Linked DNA regions of Homo sapiens: region 1 is linked to region 2. The links are chromatin loops, found by intact Hi-C in ENCODE. Cell type or tissue: IMR-90. All regions are shown on one strand.

What was found. Hi-C counts contacts between places; a loop is a spot of excess contacts. Peaks named below come from ENCODE experiments on the same cell type or tissue, not always from the same donor. Only the 100,000 strongest peaks of a DNase experiment are listed, where the experiment ranks them.
Region 1: it touches region 2 in a loop (1.8-fold over the local background); 4 of 110 quality-filtered maps call a loop at or near these places.

The regions. Positions count from the first base shown.
Region 1 is chr10:77,585,376-77,589,375 of GRCh38, forward strand. The region is part of intron 1 of KCNMA1 (potassium calcium-activated channel subfamily M alpha 1); the gene reads right to left. It also overlaps the pseudogene RNA5SP321. Among named protein-coding and RNA genes, the nearest start is that of KCNMA1, 50 kb to the right of the region's middle. In IMR-90, a CTCF peak has its summit at 1,829; a DNase peak (open chromatin) is centred at 1,886; H3K27ac peaks cover 1,492 bases.
Region 2 is chr10:77,529,594-77,533,593 of GRCh38, forward strand. All of the region lies in intron 1 of KCNMA1 (potassium calcium-activated channel subfamily M alpha 1), which reads right to left. LOC124902464 (a long non-coding RNA gene) reads right to left here. Exons shown (of 2, transcript XR_007062205.1): 2 at 1-4,000. Among named protein-coding and RNA genes, the nearest start is that of KCNMA1, 110 kb to the right of the region's middle. RefSeq lists enhancers at 1,438-1,939, 1,727-2,926, 1,940-2,439. In IMR-90, no CTCF peak of the experiment used is centred here; DNase peaks (open chromatin) are centred at 2,018 and 2,648; H3K27ac peaks cover 881 bases.

The DNA.
Region 1 (4,000 bases), 56 kb after region 2:
GTTGTATGAATTAATATAATTAAAGACAACATTTATTTTACTCAAAAATTACTGGAGTAAGAGGAGTGAAGGTAATGCACAAGCTATATTACTTGGTTTTGTACCAAGCTCTTATCAGATTGCTTTCACTAGATTGGTGCCCTGTGCACATGGCAGGCCCTCAAGAAATGTTTGTAACCCTTCCTTGAACATGCTCTGCACTTTACCCAGCTTTTCTGTTCTCATCACCTCTTCAACATTGTTTGTATAAAAATTATGTATTCTGCAAGGATGAGATCAGATGCCACCTCCCCTAATTAGGTTTACATGCTTCATGATTCCCAGACGAACAACTTCCCTGTCTTGTTTTTGGATTTCTCAGGCATCTAAAAACAGGTCCTCACCACCTTCAGTTATACCCATCCATATAGGTATACTATATGCTCCTATCAGACCACAGCTCCTTGAAGACAAATACTGAGATTCATGCATTGTTATTTGGGGCCAAGGCTCTAGCGACAGAACAATTAAAAAGCAGTGCTATTTCTGTAGGGGAGCACTCCAAAACTCCTTTCCAAAACCTTTTTCTCATAAGCCCATGAGCCAGAATGGCTTTCCAGAACCTCATTTTTATCAAAAATAGAAACCAATCTGACCACGCACACTTTATATCAGAGTGAAATGGAACATCCCAAACTTTTATCAACATGCATTTTCTGTTCCCGGTATATAATAAAGGGTCCCAATGTTTATCTAACATTTTTCTGAAATCAGTATGTAACACTCTCCACTTCTGAATCTGATGGGGCACCAGTCAGTTTCATAGTCATCACTGGAGAGACTCTGTGCCAGATTTTGTCTTCAGTTGTAACACAGGATCACATGGTCACTCTACTGAGCTATTCCCACCCACACTCTTGGTTCTAGGGATGATGAAGGGAAAAACAAAATGGTTCTAGCACCTGGATGCAGACCGTTGCATGTTCGACGTCCTTTTCTTGTGCTCCATATGAAACATGTCCCAGATCCTTCACGAGCAACCCTCCACTGTTCAGTTTCATAGGAGCGCAGAAAACAAGTCCAGTTTCAAGTAGGTAGTAATTTCTGTTTCATTTCATGAACAAAATAGAGATGCAGCAATAAATTACATGATTTGAGCCCTCATTAGTAGACAGTAAATGTCACTGTTTATTAAAAAGCTAATAATCCATTCAATTTTTTAAATTAAGCAATAAGACTCTAATATAATAAATTTGAATAATTAAGCCTAATATTAATGGAGTGAAAACATGAGGGAAGAAAGAAGTTCTAAAATCTTTATTTTTCCCTCCACATAAAACATGTTAATAATGATCCCACAGGTGAAAGAAGTTTCTATGTGCATACCAGTGGAGTACTTATTTGTCAAAGCAAGAACTCACACGTATGCTTAGATGGCTGGAAATCTCTAGGGAAGTACAGAGAACTCTCCTAACTCAGCCCTCACTATTGACTCCTAGCTCTATTTTTACCTGATCTGTTTTTATTGCTGGACTCCACTCTCTTTCCATTACATACAGCCTAAGAATTTTCTACTCCAGCTAGAAAGAGCTCTGACTAGGACACAAGTTTACAACCAGGATGGTTGGTCTGTACGTGCTGTCTTCTCCCTGCTCAATAAAAGGAGAGCATCCTTGTGTTAGAAATAGCTTGGTATCTGCGGCCATACCACCCTGGACACACCTGATCTTGTCTGATCTTGGCAGCTAAGCAGGGTCTGGCCCAGTTAATACTTGGATGGAAGAAACAACTTTGCACAACAGTTCTAAACAAAGCACAGTTTGAACTTATTCTTCCTGCCACACAGCCTTCCCACCACGTGAGGCCGTAGCATCATCTCTGCTTGGAAACTCTACACCAAGATTGCACCATCACGCCCTGAAGAAGGCAAGAAGCCTTTTCTCAGGCCACTGAATATAGGCTTATGTAAACAGGCAGTATAACTCAGTAGGCGGAGATGAAACATTTGCACTTCTCTCCAAGCATTATAATGAGAAAGCAAAACTCTTTATACAAGCTAAACCCTTTTCTACATTCTTAAGTGTCCAAACAAACTTTTCCCCAGCAGCCTGCACTTCTATGGCTTTGCATTATTGGGATAAGCCAAGAGGGAGGGAACAGGAGCCTTTCCTCCTAAGCTCAGAGAGATCAAAGAAAACAAAGCTAGAGAGTGTGAGGGATTCTGCTTGGTGAGCATTTCTCAGCAGAGTGGACTTTCTGTGTCTGGGCTGCGGGCCCCTGAGTGTCCGGTGCTCTGAGGACACCTTCAGTGGAATCTGTGGAAGGTACACATCAGATCTGCTCCCAGTAATAATGCCCTGCTTTGCAGAGGCTGTTTTGCTTTCCCAGGTGCTTTCATGTCTTTTATTGATCAACAAGCAAACACTTACTGAGCGCCTATCAGATGCAGGGCCCCAGGTGGAGTTATCTCACCGACAGATCATCTCACGGCCCCAGTCTTCAGATATATGTGCCACTCTGAAAAGAAAATAAGGCCCAGATCTGCCTTCAAGATGTTTATAGTTTATTTGGAGACATAAGCAGAGTCCCACAGAAAGAGAAATAATACTGCAAAGCACTCTATTTTAAGTTAGTCTTCCTCAAACTTTGATCATAATCACAACCACATTAGGAGCTTATTAAAAGTCAAAGGGGCCTGGATCACATCTTTGGAGATTCTAATTCCATGGGAATGAAGCCTGGGTCCCTGTATTTTTAACAAGCAGCCACAAAGATTAAAAATTTAAAACCTAAGACAGTGCCTAAGTGGCAAATGAGACAGTCACTCCTGTTGGCCGAGGTCAAAGGACTCCAGCAAGGTCAGACATAAAAGAGACCTGCAAGGGCAGACAGGAGGCTGAGAGCAGAAAGGCAGAAAGGGGCAAGGTAGGAAGTTAGGAGGGAGAGGGGGATAGGGTCCCAAGAACAAGTGCAATATTCATGTAGGGGACAGAATGCAGAAAATTCTGGATGTAGGAGAAGGCTGCCCTAGAGGATTGAGAGATCAAGACAGACAGGTAGGTCTGGAGTCCAGGGCCGTGGGACTGCAGTCTGGGCCCTGATATTTTATCATATCAAAGTAAGGAGGATCATGAATGACAGGTGTTTACTTTAGCCTGGAGGCAAAGGGTGCCTCAGGAATGGCAGGGCCATGAGAGCAGAGAATTTTAGACAGAGGTCCCGTGCTAGGCCTGGATTGAAACCATCAGGAAGACCGGAAGCTGGGCCCAAGGTTCTAGTAAGATATTTTAATATCCTGTTCTACCCTCACCACAGATCAACGAACTCAGCAAGATAGATAATATTATCTTCTTTCTGTAGAGAGAAAACTGGAGCACAAAGTGGCCAAACAGCAAGAGGAAACCTGGGGAAGCCAGAACAGCCATGTGGCTGGCGCTCATCTTTGACAAATCAATCCACTGCATTTCAAGCCTATTCAACATACATTTATTGAGTGCCTACTACCAGCAAGAAACAAGAAGCAGCAAGATAAACGGAGTGCCGTTCCTGCCCTCAGGGAGCTCACCTCCCAGGGGAGGAGCTGGCAAACATTTTCTGTGAAGAACCGGATAGTGAATACTTCAGACTGTGCAGGCCAGTTAGTCTCTGTAGCAAATGCTCACCTCTGACATAGCACAAAAGTGGCCATGCACAATACACGAACAAATGAGCATATCTGTGTTCCAATAAAACTTTATTTACAAAACATGCAGTGGGCCGGATTCGACCTGTAATGTACCAATCCCTAATCTAGTGGGTAAAACAAACCCCTTCATGGCTACTTATAAAACAAGAGAGGTGTGTTATAAATAAAACGACTTTGCAGCCCAAAGGAAAGATAGAGTAATTTAGTCTGGCCATGGATGACTGGGGAGGCAGCACTGGAGTAGGACAAGTACTTAGTTTTCTAGGTCTCAGTTAAAACGATGGGGCTGAATCAGAAGCACATGGACGGCCCTTCTTGTTCCCGTGTTCTCTGACT
Region 2 (4,000 bases):
AATAACAAATGAGTTAAAACTACAGACTATTATCTAGAAGTCATGAGATAGGAAAGAAAAATTAGTTATGAAGAAGGGACTCTCAATTCCTAGATAACTTAACCCCATTCTCACCCCTGATCCCAGAACCTCTCCAGGGAAAAGAATGAGGACACCCCAAGCAGAGAGTGACCAGGCCAACCAAGAGCCCCCACGTGGGCCTTTGTCAGGAAAGTCAGGGGCTGAAGAACCATGACATCCTAATCCCAGTTTGGAGTGGACAGCCTGGCCTTGGATTCAGTCTCCGCTACTTTCTTCAAGGGAGCCAAGTACTAGGCTCTCCCCACCTCTTACCTCATTCAAACCTGCAGAGGTAAAAGCCACCTTATAGAGGAGGAAATTGAGACTCCGGGAGGTCAGGCGCATGCCCCGACAACAAAGCTAATAATGTTCAACACCACAGGCATCTGAGGCCAAAACTTGTGACTTTTAAATTCGTTTCCTCTTCCTCCAGCAGTGTCTACATGGTTGCCTCCTCAATCTTCTAACTAACACGAGAAGGCCAGAGACACAGGCAATGCTAAAGGACAGATCCTTGTGGTGCTGGACTAACCCACCGAATGCAGCTGGGTCCTGTTCCAAAAACTCACTTCAAACAATGATGCTATTGACCAGGATAGACAGAGGGACAAGGAAAGAGAGATCCTTGGGGAAAGACACAAAATGATTCATCTCAGCCACTGTGCTCAACTACTTGTGTGGCTTTGAGTAAGTCCAGGTCTCTCTGGGGCTTTTTAATTTTTCCCTTTTGTAAAAAAATTGTCTAAGTCTAACATAAAATGCAGTAAATCATCTCCAAAGTCTCTTCTAGCTCTTAGGTTCTAACACTATTACAACTAACAGCTTCCCCAGAAGGATCTAGAAAAAGTGGCCATCTTGTCCACATTCACTTAGTGCAAGTCACGCCTAGAGCAGACAGCGTTGCCTGTGAGGGTGATGCAGTGCACAAAGCTAAGTCACCATCACCTTTTCTCTGGGAGCTTCTTATACCAATGCCCCAAACATTCCTTGTACCAGGACAGACACAAAGAGAAAGATGCATTTATTCTGCTCCCACCACATGTTCTATAGGAGACCTGTAGTGTAGGTCTCAGTAGTACTCCAAATTCTGTCATTCTCTCCCATCTTCCTGATTTCTGCCCCGCCTGCCTGCCTGCACTAATATTCAGTGCATATTATCCTTGAAATCAACTTGAAATTGTCTCGATTTTTTCAAATTAGCATTGTCCTGGGCAATAATATCTGTGAAATCACGAGCTCTGATGTACTAGTTCTATTTTTCCACAAGTGTATTCAAATACACAACTATAATAAGAAATTCGTCTGTGTCCCTCCTCAAAGCATCTTGCATCCCACCAGCATTGAGGTGTGGCAAAACACAGCAGTAGCTCACTTAGTCTCCACCAGCAAACCTCTTAGGCCAAACAAAGCTGTTTCCTACCATTTTAGAAAAACCGAGACTTGGGGAAGCAAGCGTTCAAGGTGACGCAGCCAGAAAGCACCACGCGGGGCTTCAAACTTGGGTGTGCCTGATTCTAAGTCCCAAGTCTTTGCCGCTCTTGTAAGCATCCAGCTTGTCTACAGCAGATGGGGGTGAATGAAAGTCAAGAGATTGTAAATAATGCCAATGACCTTTATCACCTATTCTACTTAATCCTGTCCTAAGAACTTGACAGCAAGATTTTCCACGATAATCTGAAATGAGAGTAATTCATCTATGCATAAACAAAGCTGACAGCCAGCATACTGAAATGGACAGAAGGAGAGCACTGTATGAGTCCAGACCAGTTAGCTCCCTGGGCAGGTGCCCCTCACCCACGCCAGCAAGGTCAAGGTTTATTCCCACTCCAGGCAACGCTGGGTTCAAGCTGTCCCAGTTCAGAGGCTGTACCACCGACCCTGCCAGCGCTCCTGCAAATGCACAGCTTAGTCACAAGGGACTCCGGCTGTGCATGTGCGTGACTCAGCACACATCCCTCAGCCCTCCAAGGAAAACAATGACAAGAGCACATGGGATCAGCAGTGTCATCCGTGAACACAGAAACACCCGGCCCTTCATGCATAAACCCACCAAAGAAAAGGGCTTCCAACCTAGCCTGGAAAATTCAAGAACTGGAAGGGCTGGTGCTCAAAGTCATCTGGTCTGACCCCTCACAAGACAGCAAGGAAAAACCAGAGCCAAGAAAGAGGCAACAAGGGACTTGCCCACGGGCACTCAGCTGTGTCAGTCCAGGGCTAAAAGGAAGTGCCCCTACAGCTTCCTGCAGAGTCAGCAGCCCCAGGCACAGTACTTCTCTCTGCCCACGTGGCACTGAGGAAATTGCCAATTACAGAGCTATGCCCTAAATTCAGGAATCAATAAAGTGTAAGTGGAGAGCCCAGTTACCCATATGAATTCAACAACAACAAAGAAAAATGAAGAGGAAAACTACCCAGCTCATTATCTCTCTGAAGTGTTTTCCAGTAACAACTCAATACGAATCAGAAATAATCTCCTACGAGAAGCAGCAACTGGGGGGAAAATGCACTGAACTGTGCTTGGAGAAAGAAGGGGCTGGCCATGCATTCCAGCACGATGAGAATCCCCCCGTGTGTCACGCAATATGCCAACTGCAGGAGGATCCCCCAAGCAGGCGTGTGCTAACACGTCATTTGACTCCAACACGAGATGACTTTGAGTTCCCAATGATGTGCGCAAAAGGGACAGATTCTCCCCGCCAGTACAGTGGGCTCTCTGGACCTTCTGACCAAGCCAGGAAGGGAAGAGGTTGGCAGCAGATGAGGGACTGACCAGCGAATGAAAACACAGCGATGCCAGATGCAAAGGACACTCCTTGGGTGGGAAGGAGGTAGGGTTGGTTTATTTTTTCCCAGACTTTTTCACTCATTTAAGCCTGGAGAATACCTCCCTCCAAATTTTATCCAAGAACCAGCCAATGGCCAAACCCCACTCAAAAGAGAAAACATGAACACTAAAATATTCCATGTACTGAATATTTTTAAAGCAAAGTTAGGATTTTCTAGGTTTGTTTCCATGGGGGAAGAGGGTGGTAATTAAATGATTTACAGAAGAATTTTACAACCTCTTCATTTTACAGATAAAGCAAGCAAGACATAAAGAAGCAAATGGTTTTTTCAAAGTAACCCTGATAGTCAATAGCAGAACCAAAACCAGAATGCAAGTGAAAAAATCCAGATTTGCCAAAACCTTCCTATTGGCTCTATGAGAGACTAACTTCTGAGTCCGGGCTATCCTGATGATACTGACAGGGTCCCCAAAAGCTATCATGCCTCTCTGAGTATGTTCTCTTGGCAACCTGAAATCACTCTCTTCCTTAGCTCCTCTACCATCTGTAATTAATTATTCTATAACTTTTATTGAAGACTTTCTCCCCTGCAATAGTAGAAGCTCTACTATTATGCTGGGAACATAATAAATGTTTGAAAATATTTGTAGAGTGAATGCATATGTATTTCTGACATATGAACACTCGTGCATTCAACAAACCAGGGCTGACCATCCAGGGCATGACAGTGCTTTCATCCCTCAGTGTTGCTAACATGCCCAGTGTTGAGACACCCCAACAAGGTCATACTACACATGCAGGGGATTCAACAAGGTCAGACACAACCAGAGCCCCAAGGAGCAGAGTCTACTGGGCAGACTAGCCAACACACAGAAGCGGCTGCATGACACAGGAGAAAGGGCACCCGTGAAGCTGGAGCTCCGGGTCTAGTTTCCCTTCCCTAGTCAATGATTACATGACTTAGGACAAATCATTTAACTTCTCTAGAACTTGTCTGCTTCATTTGCAAACACAAGCCAAACAAGAGGAAGGCAGGCATCCCGGGAGGAGGAACAGTAAATGTTGGAAGTAAAAGCCCTAAGGATCCTAATCTCCTTGAGTACAGGGACCAGTCTTTCTTCCCGCATCCCACCACTCTTCCCCAGATTTGTGTG